Linked DNA regions of Homo sapiens: region 1 is linked to region 2. Evidence: read pairs that join two places in POLR2A ChIA-PET (ENCODE). Cell type or tissue: OCI-LY7. All regions are shown on one strand. Links, peaks and the distances in the headings refer to the core of each region. The heading gives the core; the rest is flanking DNA. Region 1 holds the start of LOC124906357 (small nucleolar RNA U13). Region 2 has its middle 17 kb from the start of FANCD2.

Evidence for each region. Peaks named below come from ENCODE experiments on the same cell type or tissue, not always from the same donor. Only the 100,000 strongest peaks of a DNase experiment are listed, where the experiment ranks them.
Region 1: POLR2A ChIA-PET joins it to region 2 with 5 read pairs; 7 of 35 experiments call an interaction of 5 or more read pairs at or near these places.

Annotation. Positions count from the first base shown.
Region 1 is chr3:10,128,883-10,136,423 of GRCh38, reverse strand. It overlaps LOC124906357 (small nucleolar RNA U13), which reads right to left and starts at 3,039; the gene lies at 2,936-3,039. In OCI-LY7, for the core only: no CTCF peak of the experiment used is centred there; no DNase peak of the experiment used is centred there.
Region 2 is chr3:10,007,530-10,010,889 of GRCh38, reverse strand. It overlaps a transcript of EMC3 not described here. Among named protein-coding and RNA genes, the nearest start is that of FANCD2, 17 kb to the left of the region's middle. RefSeq lists a silencer at 1,620-1,829. In OCI-LY7, for the core only: no CTCF peak of the experiment used is centred there; a DNase peak (open chromatin) is centred at 1,699; H3K4me3 peaks cover 861 bases.

The DNA of each region.
Region 1 (7,541 bases), core at 2,362-4,861, 120 kb before region 2:
GCGGGACTGGCAGGCAGCTCCACCTGCGCCCCGGTGCAGGATCCACTGGGTGAAGCCAGCTGGGCTCCTAAGTCTGGTGGGGACTTGGAGAACCTTTATGTCTAGGTAAGGGATTGTAAATACACCAATTGGCACTCTGTATCTAGCTCAAGGTTTGTAAACACACCAATCAGCACCCTGTGTCTAGCTCAGGGTTTGTGAATGCACCAATCGACACTCTGTATCTAGCTACTCTGGTGGGGACTTGGAGAACCTTTGTGTTTAGCTCAGGGATTGTAAACACACCAATCAGCACCCTGTCAAAACGGACCAATCAGCTCTCTGTAAAATGGACCAATGGGCTCTCTGTAAAATGGACCAATCAGCAGGATGTGGGTGGGGCCAGGTAAGAGAATAAAAGCAGGCTGCCAGAGCTAGCAGTGGCAACCCGGTTGGGTCCATTTGTATGTCGTGAGAGGTTTGTTCTTTTAGTCGTTGCGGTAAATATTGTTATTGCTTACTCTTTGGGTCCGCATTGCCTTTGTGAGCTGTAACGCTCACCGTGAAGGTCTGCTGAAGCCAGCAAGACCACGAACCCACTTGGAGGAACCAAAAACTCTAGATGCAGTGCTTTAAAAGCTGTAATACTCGCGGTGGTCTGCAGCTTCACTCCTGAGCCAGCAAGACCACGCAGCCACCAGAAGGAACAAACTCTGAACACATCCGAACATCAGAAGGAACAAACTCTGGACACGCCACCTTTGAGAACTGTAACACTCACCGCAAGGGTCTGCAGCTTCATTCTTGAAGTCAGTGAGACCAAGAACCCACCAATTCTGGACACACTTCTCTAGTGACTAACAATGTTGAGCATCTTTTCATGAGCTTGTTTGCCATTAAAAAATAATCAAGCTGGCCAAGTGCAGTGGCTCACGTCTGTTAATCCCAGCACTTTGGGAGACCCAGGTGGGAGGATTGCTTGAGCCCAGAGTTCAGGACCAGCCTGGGCAACACAGTGAGACCCTATCTCTATTTTGTAAAATAATTAAAAATTTAAAAAATAAAGCTAATGTATTTATTACTTCAGTTTTTTTGTGGTGAGAACATTTAAGATCTACTCTTTTGGCTGGGCACGGTGGCTCATGCCTGTAAGCCCAGCACTTTGGGAGGCCAAGGTAGGCAGATCATCTGAGGTCTGGAGTTCGAGACCAGCTTGGCCAACATGGTGAAACCCTGTCTCTACTAAAAATACAAAAATTAGCCAGGCATGGTGGTGGGTGCTTGTAGTCCCAGCTACGCGGGGGGCTGAGGCAGGAGAATCGCTTGAACCCAGTGTCAGAATTAAAGGAGAGAAACATGAAGGGTGGGTTGACAGTCAACAGGTTTATTTCAAACCTGGGAGGGATTTCTGACCAAGTTAGGTCAGAAGCTGCACAATCTTACAGAGTTTTTAAGGATTCAGGGTGGGAGAGTTTATCAGAGGCTTCGACTGCTTCTGTGTCTCTTCGTTGTGCTTACCTGGGCGGGAGAGTTGTCTGTTCCCGTACATCTTTCTGCAGCTGCAGGCATGTCCCCTGAGTCTGCTTTTAGCTTCCCTATCTTAGTGCACCTGAGGGAAAGAAATGTGCCTATTAAGGCCCACTGTTTTACTGGGGCACATTGTATGAGGGTGAAGTTTGGCAGTTACCCAGTTACCCAAGTAGGGGGAAAGTAGACTTTCCCCCTACTTCCCTCTGTGCCCAAGCTGTCTTATCTGTGTTTTACTGTCTGCTCTTTCTGGCTGCTTGTGGTTAGAAGAGAAGTGATTTCCTTGAAATGTATGAGGCTAGAAAGGGAGCTGGAACTTAAAGTGGTGGTGTTTGTCCAAGATGACAGTGCTCCTGCTCTGTCACCCAGGAGGCAGAGGTTGCAGTGAGTCGAGATCGCACCACTGCACTCCAGCCTGGGTGACAGAGCAAGACCCCGTCTTAGAAAAAAAAAAAAAACTACACTCTTAACAATTTTCAAATATACATTATTTATTAACTATAGTCATCATGCTGTATAACAGATGTCCAGAATATATTCCTCCCAACCAAAAGGGTGACTCGTACCCTTTGACCAATATCTCCCTGTTTCATCTCAACTCCCCTGGCCCTGGCAACCACCATTGTACTGCCTGCTTTTGTGAGTTCAACGTATTTTATTGATCGATTAATTGATTGAGACGGAGTTTCGCTCTTGTTGCCCAGGCTGGAGTGCAATGGTGCGATCTCGGCTCACCACAACCTCCGCCTCCCGGGTTTAGGCGATTCTCCTGCCTCAGCCTCCAGAGTAACTGGGATTACAGGCGCCCACCACTGCGCCCGGCTAATTTTGTATTTTTAGTAGAGATGGGGTTTTGCCATGTTGGCCAGGCTGGTCTCAAATTCCTGATCTCAAGTGATCTGCCCGTCTTGGCCTCCCAATGTGCTGGGATTACAGGCATGAGCCACCGCACCCAGCGCACATTTTCTTTATCCATTCGTCTGGCAATGGACACTTGATTCCATAGTGTGGCTATTGTGAATAGTGCTGCAATGAACATGGGAGTGCAGATATCTCTTCAAAATACTGATTTTCATTTCCTATGTATATATACCCAGAAGTGAGATTGTTGGATCACATGGTAATTCCATTTTTAGTTTTTCCAGGAACCTCCAAACTGTTTGCCATAATGGCTGTACTAATATACATTCCCACCAAGAACCTGGGAGGGTTCTGTTTTCTCCACGTCCTCACCAACACTTATCTTTTGGCCATTTAATGTCTTCTGTTGAGAAATGTCTACTTAGGTCCTTTGCCCATTTTAAAATCGTTTCCTTGCTATTGAGGTCCTTATATATTTTGAATATTAACTCCTTATTGGATGTATGATTTGCAAATGTTTTCTCCCATTCTGTAAACTGCCTTTTCACTGTTTTTTTACTTCTTCTCACATCAGATGGGCAATGTGTTGACATCATAACAAGGTTTGAGGGAGGCACACCTCACACATGAACATGAAAACCCACTCATCATGCTTATGAACTATGAAAAACTCTGTTGTATTTTGTTTGCCATTCTTGTTTTTTTTTTTTTTTTTTTTTTTTTTTTTGAGACAGACTCTCACTCTGTCGCCCAGGCTGGAGAGTAGTGGCGCAACCTCCGCCTCCCAGGTTCAAGTGATTTTCCTGCCTCAGCCTCCTGAGTAGCTGGGACTATAGATGTGCACCACCACAACTGGCCTAGTTTTATATTTTTAGTAGAGACGGAGTTTAGCCATGTTGGCCAGGCTGATGTCGAACTTCTGAACTCAGGTGATCCACCCGCCTTGGCTTCCCAAAGTGCTTGGATTACAGGTGTGAGCCACCGGGCTCAGCCTGTTTTTTGTCTTCAAGGTGTCAGTTCAAATATTTCGTCCATTTATTTAGCTGTTTTCTTACTGCTGAGTTTTAATAGTTCTTTATATATTTATTCAGGCCAATTGTTAATGCTTTTCAAATGCATGTGTATGTCCATAATGTATATGTGGTGATATATTACTTTTACAATGGTAAACAAACAAAAATAACAACAGCAACAAAAACCCAAACATCATTTCCATGTACAATACAATTTTGGCCTATGGTATCTTTATCATGCAGTGAAGTTGATACCACATTGCTCCTTTGTGTATGTTGTGTTTTCCTGAGGTTTTTCTGCAAATGTCATTCTAGTGTCTTTTGCTTTGAGAACATACAGTGAATAAATGACTATACTATAAGCTCCTTAAGAGTAGAAACTGTCTGTTTCTCATTTTATCTCCAGTGCCTCACACATAATAGACATACAATGTATTTAATGCTAATAAACAACTTCTTAGGCAAAATGTTTGTGAAAGCCACACTGAAGCATTTATCATTTATTGAATTGAAACATTTCATTTCATTTATTCATTTATTGAGACAGGGTCTTGCTCTGTCACCCAGGCTGAAGTTCAGTGGTGTGATCTTGGCTCACTACAGCCATGACCTCCTGGGCCTAGGTGATCCTCCCACCTCAGCCCCATGAGTAACTGGGACTACAGGCATGCACCACCACACCCGCCTAATTGTGTTTATTTTTTGTGGTGGCGGTCTCTCTGGGTTGCCCAGTTTGTCCTCAAAACTCCTGGGCTCAAGCAATCTTCCCATCTCAGCCTCCCAGAGTAATGGGATTACACGCATAAGCCACCACACCTATCCAATAAAATTATTTTTTTAAAAACTGTTATGGTTGGAAAATGCAGCTGAGGCACAATACAAACTTCACGCTTGATAGTCGTAGCAAGCTCAAAGGAGCCAAAGATAACTTTGTCCTAAATGCAAATGTTGATGCCAATGGATACCACCACTTAGATAAATGTAACGAACAATTGCTTTTTTGCACTCTCAAGGTATCAGTGAGATCCAGGGAGAGGCTAATAGAGGGCCGGTATGGTACAGAAAACACAAAACTTATTTATGAGACTCTGAGTGGCTCTGCACTGACCTGGGAATAAGGTTTTAGTTTTGGCTTTGCCACCAGGATGGACATGTCTGTCACTCAACCTGTCTGGGTTTGCTTCTATATTCCTAGAATGGCAGGGGCAGACTAGATTATCTCTAAGATTCTTTCTCACCCTAATGTTCTGTGAGTTTTAATTCTTGCTAGTCCTAATCTTTTGCCAATTTAGTGCACAGGGTGACTTTACTTTTTTTTTTTTTTTTTTTTTTTTTTTTTTTAGCAGATACGGTGTCTCACTATGGTGCCCAGGCTGGTCTTAAACTCCTGGCCTCCAGTGATCCTCCAGGGTAACTTTTCATTAGAAAATAAACCAGCCGGGCACAGTGGCTCATGCCTGTAAGCCCAACACTTTGGGAGGCCAAGGCGGGAAGATTGCTTGAGCCCAGGAGTTTGAGACCAGCCTAAGCAGCATAGTGAGACCCTGTCTCTAAAAACAAAAAAAACAAATAAATAAAGAAAAATTAAATAAAGAAACCCCAGCCTGGCCAACCTGGTGAAACCCTGTCTCTACTAAAAATACAAAAATTAGCTGGGCCTGGTGGTGCATACCTGTAATCTCAGCTCTTCAGGAGGCTGAGGCATGAGAATCGCTTGAACCTGGGAGACAGAGGTTGCAGTGAACCAAGATTGCGCCACTGCACTCCAGCCTGGGTAACAAAGAAAGACCCTGTCTCAAAAAAAAAAACACAAAAAACAAACAACAACAACAACAAAACCTGAGAACTCTAAATCAGCCTTTCTTATTGTATAATCTAGTTGACAGTCATATGGCCTTTAGATGTTAGTTGTTGTTGTTGCTGTTATTATTGTTTTGAGACAGAATCCAGCTCTCTTGCCCAGGCTGGAGTGCAGTGGCATGACCTCAACTTGCTGCAAATTCCACCTCCAAGGTTCGAGCGATTCTTATGCCTCAGCCTCCCGAGTAGCTGGGATTACAGGCACACATCATCAAGCCTGGCTAATTTTTTTTTTTTTTTCATTTTTAGTAGAGATGGGGTTTCACCATATTGACCAGGCTGGTCTCGAACTCCTGACCTCAAGCGATCTGCCCACCTTGGCCTCCCAAAATGCTGGGATTACAGGTGTGAGCCACTGCACCCAGCCATGAAGTTTTGAACAATTATTTACGGCAGCAATTGTCTGCAAACTGCCAGAGCAAATTTTCTAAATCATATTATCCAGAGGCAACTGGGGGCCAACCTTTTTTGCAGGCAACAGCATGAATCTGAGTATAAATACTGGGAAAGAGCCTAGAGATGAACAACAGGCTTCCTGTCCCCACCACCATGTTTATTTGTTTATTTTTTCTATTTTTCTTTTTATTGTAGAGACAGGGTTTTGCTGTTGGCCAGGCTGGTGTTGAACTTCTGGCCTCAAGTGATCCATCCGCCACGGCCTCCCAAAGTGCTGGGAGGCATAAGCCTCAGCACCCAGCCCCCACACCATGTTTTTGAGATGGTGTCTCACTCTGTCACCAAGGCTGGAATGCAGTGGCATGATCATAGCTCACTGCAGCCTCGACCTTCTGGGCTCAAGCGATCCTCCTACTTCAGCCTTCCCAGTAGCTGGGACTATAGGCTTGTGCCACCACACCCTCCTAATTTAAAAACTGCTTTTATAGAGGGGGGTCGCACTATGTTGCCCAGGCTGGTCTCAAATTCCTGGGCTCAAGCAATTCTCCTGCCTCAGCCTCCCAAAGTGCTAGGACTATAGGTGTGAGTCACCACGCCTGGCCTGTACTCTACTTAGTGTGGCTTATAGTACGGGCTGAGTATTATCTGAAATGCTTGGGACCAGAGGTGTTTTGGATTTGGGATTTTTTCAGCATTTGGAAATCTGAAATACTTTTGGAACAACCTTATATACGTACTCATTGAGCATCCCTAATCCGAAATACAAAATGCTCCAATGAGCATTTCCTTTGAGTGCCATGTCAGTGCTCAAAAAGTTTTAGATTTTGAAGCATTTCAGATTTTCGGAGTGGGGATCATCAACCTGTAGTATACTTCTTTAGCTTGGTGAAATAAACATGGGTAGTTAAAGGTCTGAGTAGCAAGAGTGGAATGACAGAACTGGGTACTTCTGTAACGATCAGCCAGACAATAAGCTCCCTATTTTTTCCTGCTTCTGAAATCCACTTTAACCATGTTGGCCAGGATGGTCTCGATCTCTTGACCTCGTGATCCGCCCGCCTTGGCCTCCCAAAGTGCTGGGATTACAGGCGTGAGCCACAGCGCCCGGCCCAAGCTTAATTTTTAAAGACAGACTGAAAACTGCTTTATTATCAAGGGACTTGCAATCTATGCCTAATAGCTCATGGGTTCAAACCTCTTACTTTTCAGCTTTTCAGTAAATAAGTGAATTAAACCAAATTATAGGGTAAAAAACATTTCAAAGTATACAGGCATGAAGAGGTTCCCTTGAAGGTGCCTATGAATGGCTTAGAGGAAAATTTAAAATTTAGCTCATTTTCCACTCAAGATTTTTTTTTTTTAAGACAAGGTCGCACTCTGTTGCCCGGGATGGAGTGCAGTGGTGCAATCCCAGCTCACTGCAGCTTCCACCTCCTAGGCGAATTGCTTGAGCAATCCTACTTCAGCATCCTGAGTAGCTGGGACTACAGGTGCATGCCACCATGCCCAGTTAATTTTTGTATTTTTAGTGGAGATAGGGGTCTTGCCACATTGCCCAGGTTGGTCTCGAACTCTGTCTCAAAAAAAAAGGTAGATTAAAAAAATTATAATTAAAAAAATTATGATGAGTTGGCTGGACATAAAAAGAAAAAAAGAGCTGCCGGGCGCGGTGGCTTACACCTGTAATCCCAGCACTTTGGGAGGCTGAGGCAGGCAGATCACGAGGTCAGGAGATCAAGACCATCCTGGCTAATACAGTGAAACCCCGTCTCTACTAAAAATACAAAAAATTGGCCGGGCGTGGCGGCGTGTGCCTGTAGTCCCAGCTACTTGGAAGGCTGAGGCAGGAGAATCACTTGAACCCGGGAGGCGGAGGTTGCAGTGAGCCGCAATTGTGCCACAGCA
Region 2 (3,360 bases), core at 742-3,241:
ACAGGTGACCGAGTGCGGCCGCGTCCCCTGCGGGCCACCCATCAAGGGCATAGGGGAGAGGCTCCTCAAGGCGCAGTGACCAGCCCTGCCCCGGGCTGACCCTCAGGGTGGGGAGGGGGCACTAACTCGGGTCCTCTCCCCCTAAGGCTCCTTCCTCACCTGGGGTGAAGGGCTCCCAGTCCTAGCACCTCAGGGGCCTTCCTGTTTCATTCATGCCAACAAGTGAACATTGAGCATTTGCTGTGTGCAGGGACAGAGAAGACAGACACGCTGGCCACTGAGTGGGGGAGGGAGTCTAGTCTATCAGTGCAGAAAACTCCCCATAGAGGTGGGGGCTATGACGGAAACACCAGGAAAAGTGATGGTGGAAGATGGGGGTGACCTACTGCAGATGGGGTGCTCAGGGAGGGCTTCTCTGAGGAGGTGACATTAACTAGATTGACAAAAGGGATGATCAAGGCCTGTGAAAGTTTTTTTTTTTTTTTAGACGAGTCTCGCTCTGTTGCCCAGGATGGAGTGCAGTGGCGCGATCTCGGCTCGCTGCAAGCTCCGCCTCAGCCTCCGGAGTAGCTGGGACTACAGGAGCCCGCCACCACGCCCAGCTAATTTTTTTGTATTTTTAGTAGAGACGGGGTTTCACCGTGTTAGCCAGGATGGTCTCGATCTCCTGACCTTGTGATCCGCCTGCCTCGGCCTCCCAAAGTGCTGGGATTACAGGCGTGAGCCACCGCGCCCGGCCGAAAGTCTTTTAAGATAGGGAAGAGCAGTGCCCAGTGGGGTGTCCCAGGGATAAAAATAGGGCAGTAGGTGAAGGCGGGGGGTGTGAGCCAGGCAGGCAGGGGGGACCAGACACCATGTGATGGGTGCAGGGGTGGGACCCACGGAGGCTCTGAAAAAGGCCTGGGCCTTAGAAGATGGGGAAGCAGGAGGACCCACTTAGAGGCCTTCACAACCTTCTAGGGCACAGGCCAGAATGCGGTATAGGTTTCAGAAGGGGGCTGGGTCCCTCACGCTCTTCTTGAACCGAAAGGGCTCCAGGTTCTTGGGCCCTTTCCACGCAGACATGGTTCTGGGGCCCCGGCTACACAGACACCCTTCTGATGGTTGTCGTCTGCAGCCAGACAGGGGGCGTGGGCTGACCCGCCCCTTCCTTTGCCAAGTGGACAGATGAAGGGAGCCTCTGAGGGCAGGATTGCTGGACTGTGAATTGGACTGGGAGTGTAATCCAAACGCCCCACGGGCCCCGCCTCTTCTCTGGAACTCGGCTTCAAGAAAACTGGGACAAGGGATGGCAAGAGCAGCTCTCAGGGCCCTTGCCCCTCCACCCCGTGATGCTTCTAGATGGTTCTCAGGGGCCACCTTTTTCAGGAAGAATTCTCGGGTTATAGGAAAGTAAAGGGAGGAATCGTGCTTTGAGTGGCACTTTGATCAGGCTCTAGACTAGGTGTTGGTTTGGTGGGGTTTGCTTTTCCTCCCGCCTCATACCCCTTCACAAAACCTGAGTCCTGGCTAGGCCGGGAGTGAGATTCCTGTTTCTAGATTTTCATCATTCCGTGTTGCACAGGAGGAGGTCTGGGGGGAAAGGGGACAGATACTAGCAAGTATATAGAAGATATATATGCACCAGGCTCTGGAGCAGCTGCTGACATCTGGTCCAGCGGTCATGGAGACAGGGGCGGGACCAGGTGGCAGTGACGCAGCGGGGGGCGTGGCTCCCAACGGCCAACGGCCCCGCCCAGGCTGGGCTGAGTCGGAGCCGGAACTGGGAGGTAGAGCCAGAGACCCGTAAGCGGAGCCGAACCCCTATGAGCTTGCCCAGTAGGGAGCTCAGGATCCCCAAGATTGGACAGGCAAATAAGCTTAGTGATAGTCCCACCAGTCTTCCCGAGAGTCACGGTAGGCATCCGCTTCCCCTGCCGGTCCCCAGGCCTGCTCTATCAGGCAACCTTGGGGACGGACTCAGGGCTGCATTTCCAATGCTCTGCAGACACACCTCGGGCTTGAATCCCAGGGTCTCACTGATTGCACAAATACTGATTGAGGGCCTCCTGGGTGCCAGAGATGTGTGGCTGTCAGGGAGGCAAGGTCCCTGTTCCAGTAGGGGTGACAGGTGTAAAACAGGATGACTTCAGAACCTGAGAATGGGGACAAAGCAGAGTACTGGGAAGTGGCTATGTGGGTGCGGGGCAGCCTGGGACGGGGTAAACAGCAAATCTTTGCCATCTGTTCCTGGCCAGATTTCGCTGGGGATGCTACTTGATCTCTCTTCAGCCTCAGTTTCCTCACCTGGACAGTGGAGCTGAACCCACCCCCCACTATCTGACCCTGCTCTCTGGGCTGTCTTTTGGGAACCCGCCCTGCTGAGGCCTGCTCCCCACCCTCCATGGCTGTCAGCCCCCCAGGAGAAGAATGTCTGCCATATGGAGGCTGCTGGCAGCAAAGGGAGATGAACAAGCCAAGGTTGCCCGGCCTGCATGCCGGCCCAGGTAGACACTTGAAAGGACCTTCTCTGTTTGTGGGTTTTTGCCCTGGTGCCTGGAGCCCCTTCCCTATAGTCCCTTGACCCAGCCCAGCTCTATGGGCTGGAAGCCCTGGCTTCTGAAGAGGAGATGTCAAGCTCTACCACAGGTCACAGCCAGAAAGAATTCTGGCCTCGTCCAGTGATAGTAAAAGCCACGCCTGGGGAATGTGCCCTCTCACAGGACAGCACTTCCAGAGGGGGCACAGCAGCAAGGTGGAGGGACAGACTCTGATGGGCCCTTGGGGAGCTCAAGCAGAACCCACAGGGGCCCTCTTTCTGGGGGTACAAACTGGCATTGGGTGGAGGGACATCCAGTATTGACACCTGAGGGACCTTCATCCCCAATGTGGATTTAAAGGACAGCAGCTCACTGGGGAGACAAGGAGCCCTATAACACTCCCACCCTCTCCTGAGCCTGCTTCTTGCTTCCTGGTCCTGTTCTTTATTGGGGAAGGAGAATCTTATCTGACTGGGGGAACTCCAGGACTGACCCTGGCCACCATCAGTAGTGGGTAGGGTAACCAAATGTTCAAGGTTGCCACACTCAGATGCCGGCCATGCACAAGGGTGGGGCCTTCTGGACCTACCTCAAGCTCATTAGGAACCCACAAGGAAGCTCCTTGATGGGTGCTGATGGGCATCTGCACCCACAGATTCACTGCCAGACACGGACAAACCGGGTTCCTGGGAAGCTGGAACCTACCTTATGAAAGCCCCCATTCCCACCACCCCCTCCATCCCTCAGGGCTGCTGCTGTGTCTTGCCATCAACCCTCCCCTGACACCCAGGATGCCTGCCTCACCCAGAAGCACTCCTACGTCAGGCCTCTGAGGGGGAGC